Regions from separate parts of the Homo sapiens genome. Here region 1 is linked to region 2. Evidence: chromatin contacts called from ENCODE Hi-C or POLR2A ChIA-PET data. All regions are on one chromosome and are shown on one strand. The core of a region is the stretch at or near the end of the contact, and the rest is flanking DNA. Distances in the headings are between cores, read along the strand shown.

Region 1 (2,700 bases), core at 201-2,700, 120 kb after region 2:
CTTGTCTCTACAAAAAAACACAAAAATTAGCTGGTGGCAGGCACCTGTAGTCCCAGCTACTTGAGAGGCTGAGGTTCCCACCTCAGGAGGCCGAGGCTGCGGTGAGCTGAGATCGCACCACTGCACTCCAGCCTGGGCGACAGAGTGAGACCCTGTCCCAAAAATGCATAAATAGTAAAACTAGTGAGAGTGAATGAGAGATGGGATATGTAAAGGGAGTGGGAGGAGTTAAGGAGTAACTCCTCGGTTTCTGGCTTGTGTAAGAATAACTTCTGTGATTGGTGGGGAAAATCCACCAGAGTTCTGTTAAGTGTTGTTCATTTCCTGTCCCCCGTTAGGGGTTACCCCTTCCATCTTAAGCAGGATATTCTAGGATCTCTCAGTCTCACAGCCTTGCCCACCAATAACCAGCAGGTGAGCCCCCTCTCCCCAGACCTCTAGATCTGCAAAAGGCAACCTGGAGGCAAGGAAATCCCCAGCTGTGAGTAGCCATTCAATTCTGGTGCTGTGGTAACTGAGTTCAAAAACAATGAGTCTTGTTACCTACCCGTAAAATGAAAGACACCTCATCAGACACCTCACTGGATTGTGAGGCTCCAAGGAGCACACATATTGTTAGGCTCAGTTCGATTCCCTCCAGCCCTCTCCGCCCGTTTGAAGGCAGTTCCTTATCCCGGAGACAACGTACAGATGTTCTCTCTTTCCCTCTTTATTTTTTTTAAGACAGGGTCTCTGTTGCCCAGGCTGGAGTGCAGTGGCGCGACCACAGCTCACTACAGCCTCAACCTCCTGGGCTCAACACGATCCTCCTGCCTCAGCCTCCAGAGCGGCTGGGACTACAAGCGCGCACCACTGCACAGGGATTATTATTATTATTTTATTATTTTGTAGAGAAACGGGTGGGAGTGGTCTCGCTATGTTGCCCAGGCTGGTCTCAAACTCAGCTCAAGAGATCCTCCCGCCTCGGCGTCCCAAAGTGTTGGGATTACAGGCGCCTGCCACCGCGCCCGGACGCAGATATTTTCTATGGGCATCTGGAATGGCGTCCCCAAAGCTTGGCGCCGTGCTATGGTCAAGCCGGGTCGGGGGCTCGGGCCAGCCTTCAACACCGTTGGCAGCAATCGGAACGATCAACTGTACCCTCAGTACCGCGACCTCGCCCGGTCCTGCCAATGGCCGGCCCCTAGCCGGTCCTGAGGCCTCGCGAGAGCTCCCGTGGCTACGCCTTCCCCGGCCTCGGAACGGCCCCATCCTTCCTCTTTCCCCGCCTCCCAGCGGCGCTCCACTCTCGGATTGGCTGATTGATCCGAGTCAGTTTTTTTCCTCGCCAGAAAGCGGTTCGACAATTGGTCCTTCTTTTGGCCCCTCCTGCGATGCCCGCGGATTGGACGGCTGAGTCTGGCTACGCGGGCCTCCGCGGGAGCGCGACCGGGCCAATCAAGAGCTTGGCGTATTTTACAAACTGAGAAAGTAGCTCCAGCAGCACCCGAGAGGGTCAGGAGAAAAGCGGAGGAAGCTGGGTAGGCCCTGAGGGGCCTCGGTAAGGTAAGGCACGGGGGTCTTGAAGGGAACGAAGGCTGCTGGGTTCATAGGGAGGAGGGCAGTTTGGGGCCCGAGGGCGAAAGAGTAGGCTCGGGGTGTCTGGAGATAGCACCCATAAGAGCGGTCTTGCAGGCGCCGGGGGCTTGTGGGCGCGTGGATTAGGGCGGAGGTATCAGGGATGGCAGGACAGGTGCCCCGAGAACTGGTTGATCTTTGATCTTAGATTCTGCCTGCCTTCTTCCCCGTCTCAATTGTAGCCATCATGACCACCCGGCAAGCCACGAAGGATCCCCTCCTCCGGGGTGTATCTCCTACCCCTAGCAAGATTCCGGTACGCTCTCAGAAACGCACGCCTTTCCCCACTGTTACATCGTGCGCCGTGGACCAGGAGAACCAAGATCCAAGGGTAAGAGGGGCCTAATGGGGGAAGACAGTAGTCACACCAGTAATGCACCCCAACACTAAACCTCACCTTTTTGTCCCCGCTCCCTCCCCTAGAGATGGGTGCAGAAACCACCGCTCAATATTCAACGCCCCCTCGTTGATTCAGCAGGCCCCAGGCCGAAAGCCAGGCACCAGGCAGAGACATCACAAAGATTGGTGGGGATCAGTCAGCCTCGGAACCCCTTGGAAGAGCTCAGGCCTAGCCCTAGGGGTCAAAATGTGGGGCCTGGGCCCCCTGCCCAGACAGGTACCTGTTGGAGCCATGGTAACACGGCCTCCATGGCTGAGTAGGGGACTAGGAAGGGTAAAAGTGGGGTTTTGGGGTTTTGCACTCACTCCTGCTGTCTCCTACTTACTGTGATAGTCCTGGTCCCAGCTCCTGGAAAGCTCTTTGCTCTTAGAAGATCTCCCTTTCCTCCAGCAAAATGTCATCTCGCCAGGTGCCATGGCTTGTACCTGTAATCACAGCTACTCAGGAGGCTGAAGCAGGAGGATCACTGGAGGCCAGGAGTTGGAGACCAGCCTGGATGACAGAGGGAGATCCCATCTCTTTAAAAAATAAATAAATAAATAAATAATAAATATCACTTCTTCTGAAGCCTTTTCCAGTTCCCCATGTCACAATCAGTTGCTCTGTGTTCTCCTAATACTTTGCAGCACTTCTTTTATAACATGTATATACCTTGGCTTGAGTCTGTTACCTGTCTATAGTTT
Region 2 (2,700 bases), core at 58-2,557:
CTCCTAGTGAAGCCTAGCCTCAAAGAGCATTTTAAGAAATGTCTCTCCATATTCCCTTTTTAAAATATTTTTTCTTTTTTTTTTTTTTAAACTTCTCTGGAGATAATGCTGGATCCACCTTCCTTTAGATTTAGAAATCAATTATGCACAGGCAAAAGAGAACTTAGAAAAAGCTGCCTAGCTTTTTCTTCATCTGCCTAGCCTAAAAGATCATTTAGCAAACATTTCTCCATTTCCCTGTGGATGTAAACTTTGATTATACATGTGTAGAAGAGAAAGGCTTAGAGAACGCTGTGGGTTTTTTCCTTCATCTGCTTATGTGAACAGCAATCTGTTGTTCTAGTACTGTCTACAGATTATAAGAGATGTAGAGTTTCACTCAAGATAGCATAGCCTGAAATAAGTCCCTTATATGGCAAGACTATTTATGGATTTAGTATATTTTAATAAATAAGCCCACTATTAATCTTTTTAAAATGATTTCAGTATTTTTAGATTTGTAAGAGCGACTTCACTCTCACCCCCATGTTACTAAGCAACGTATTATACAGTTGCTAGGAGACAGACTAGCAAGGTTGGGGGTATTTCAAATTTCCGTTGTCACCTTGCCTATCACATGACTATACCCTAGAGAGTTTTACAGCCTTAGAGAAAAGAGAAAAAAGTTAATGGCACATAGAAAAGAAGGAAAGAGAGATGAGGTTGAGGAATAAAGGAATAGAATAAGGAAAATTGCAAGGTATTTGAGAAGAGTCTGTGAACTTGGCAGGGAAAGGCTATTATGCAATTTCCTTGAATGAGTCATGGAAAAACCTTAAATTGCCAGTGCTGTATTTCATATTCTGTATGCTTCTACCTTTTCTAAAAACAAAATAGAGAATAAGCTTGGAGAAGAAGATCTTTCAGATAGTTTTTCTGAATATTTTCAGAAGAGTGGAAATCAATTATAACTCTTACAGAAGACAGGTATTTACAAATGAGTTTTTCAAAGTCACACATAATTTAAAATCCCCAAGTCAGATAAACAGCTTATTTCCTTCTATTTCTCCCTCAAAATAGTAAAAAAATGACAGTACTGAGAGGAAGGTTAGAATACAAGTGTTCTTAGACAAATTGAGCAGCAAGATGGTCATATAGGCTCTTGGGCAGTATGTGTTTCTGCACACAATTTAAAAAATTTAATACAAAGGAGAGAGAGAAGAAGCCTTTGTACTGTATCTCAAGGACTCTGTATCTGAAATAAGAAACCAGGCTCCAGGTCTCATTGTGTGTATGTGAAAAGTTGAGTCTTTGTGTCATTGTGTCTTCATGGTATTTACTGTTGCTAGCAACCAGGAAGCTCCCTAGTGATTGTCGCTAGGTCCTCCATGCCTCTGTCTGCCTGAAACCTTAGTCAGTGCCAGAAACACCAGAGATAAAAATCGTTGCAAAAAATCCAGCGCACATCATCCCCAGTGGTTTTATAGAAGACGGTTCATCTTGTGTTCAGTGAAAATCTGTGTAAAATGGAGGCTTCACACAGAGCTCATCCTCAGCTTCTTCTTCATCAATGCCAATCTTTCCGTGCAGAGCAGAGTGGACATTGTGATGGTTTAATTAAAATAAGATTTATATCCTAGCGTCATCAGCTTTAACCAATAAAATAATAAATAAATAAATCAGACAGCCGGGCGCGGTGGCTCACGCCTGTAATCCCAGCACTTTGGGAGGCTGAGGCAGGTGGATCACCTGAGGTCGGGAGTTTGAGACCAGCCTAACATGGAAAAGCCCCGTCTCTACTAAAAATACAAAATTAGCTGGGCATGGTGGAACATGCCTGTAATCCCAGCTACTCGGGAGGCTGAGGGAGGAGAATCGCTTGAACCTGGGAGGCAGAGGTTGTGGTGAGCTGAGATCATGCCATTGCACTCCAGCCTGGGCAACAGGAGCGAACCTCCATCGCAAAAAACATAAATAAATAAAAAATAAAAAATAGTTAAAAATAAAATAAAATAAATCAGATGAAGAGCAGAGAAAAGAAATATTTCACCAGTTTTAGGTGACTTCTAGTTCTAAGGCATCAACACTTGCTGACAGCTTGAGATCACCTTTGTGTTCACAGAACCATGGTACAAATGATGATACTATTTCCACAGAAGAGTCTAGAATATTCCGATTAAAGATCCACATCAGTGTCATCCCCAGAAACGACTGAAATCATCTCTCAAAACTCAATTTTTTGGGTCTTACATGAACCCCAAGTCAATACAACTTACTTACACCATCCTGTACAAATATTTTGTTTCCTGTGTGTTTTCTACTCAGAGGTAGATAGTTACAGCTCTGAAATGGGAAAGAATTGCAAATCTGAGCTGAAATTTAGAAAAGATTAATGTTGAGATGACATAAATATGTACTTCTTTCAGGTGCCTATACTCCAAAAGAGTATCTGAAGAGATATTTATTTATGTATGTATTGAGACTCTGTAGCCCATGCTAGAGTGTAGTGGCACAATCAGGGCTCACTGCAGCCTCAACTTCCCGGGCTCAAGCAATCCTCCCACCTCAACACCCCTGAGTAGCTGGGACTACAGGCATGCACCACCACGCCCAGCAAATTTCTTGTATTTTTAGTAGAACTGGGGTTTCACCATGTTGCCCAGGCTAGTCTTAAACTCCTGGCCTCAAGCGATCCTCCTGCCTCAGCCTCCCAAAGTGCTG

What was found. Hi-C counts contacts between places; a loop is a spot of excess contacts on that map. ChIA-PET counts read pairs that join two places held with the same protein, here RNA polymerase II (POLR2A). Pooled maps may share reads with other maps.
Region 1: a loop to region 2 is called in a pooled map, with 2.3 times the contacts of the local background. The contact joins the promoter of TROAP here to the enhancer-like site in region 2. A Hi-C loop is called at or near these places in 2 of 50 pooled maps. POLR2A ChIA-PET finds 5 or more read pairs at or near these places in 2 of 52 experiments (H1 and activated B cell).

The regions. Positions count from the first base shown.
Region 1 is chr12:49,321,805-49,324,504 of GRCh38, forward strand. TROAP (trophinin associated protein) reads left to right here and starts at 1,451. Exons shown (of 15, transcript NM_005480.4): 1 at 1,451-1,545; 2 at 1,800-1,948; 3 at 2,041-2,233. The coding sequence starts at 1,805. TROAP-AS1 (TROAP and PRPH antisense RNA 1) reads right to left here. Exons shown (of 8, transcript NR_120449.1): 1 at 2,688-2,700; 2 at 2,343-2,535. RefSeq lists enhancers at 164-383, 1,525-1,674.
Region 2 is chr12:49,200,749-49,203,448 of GRCh38, forward strand. No RefSeq gene overlaps it. Among named protein-coding and RNA genes, the nearest start is that of TUBA1A, 13 kb to the left of the region's middle. Within about 2 kb of position 1,308, at least 14 of the 41 ENCODE cell types and tissues checked have a DNase peak (open chromatin) inside an H3K27ac peak, as active enhancers do.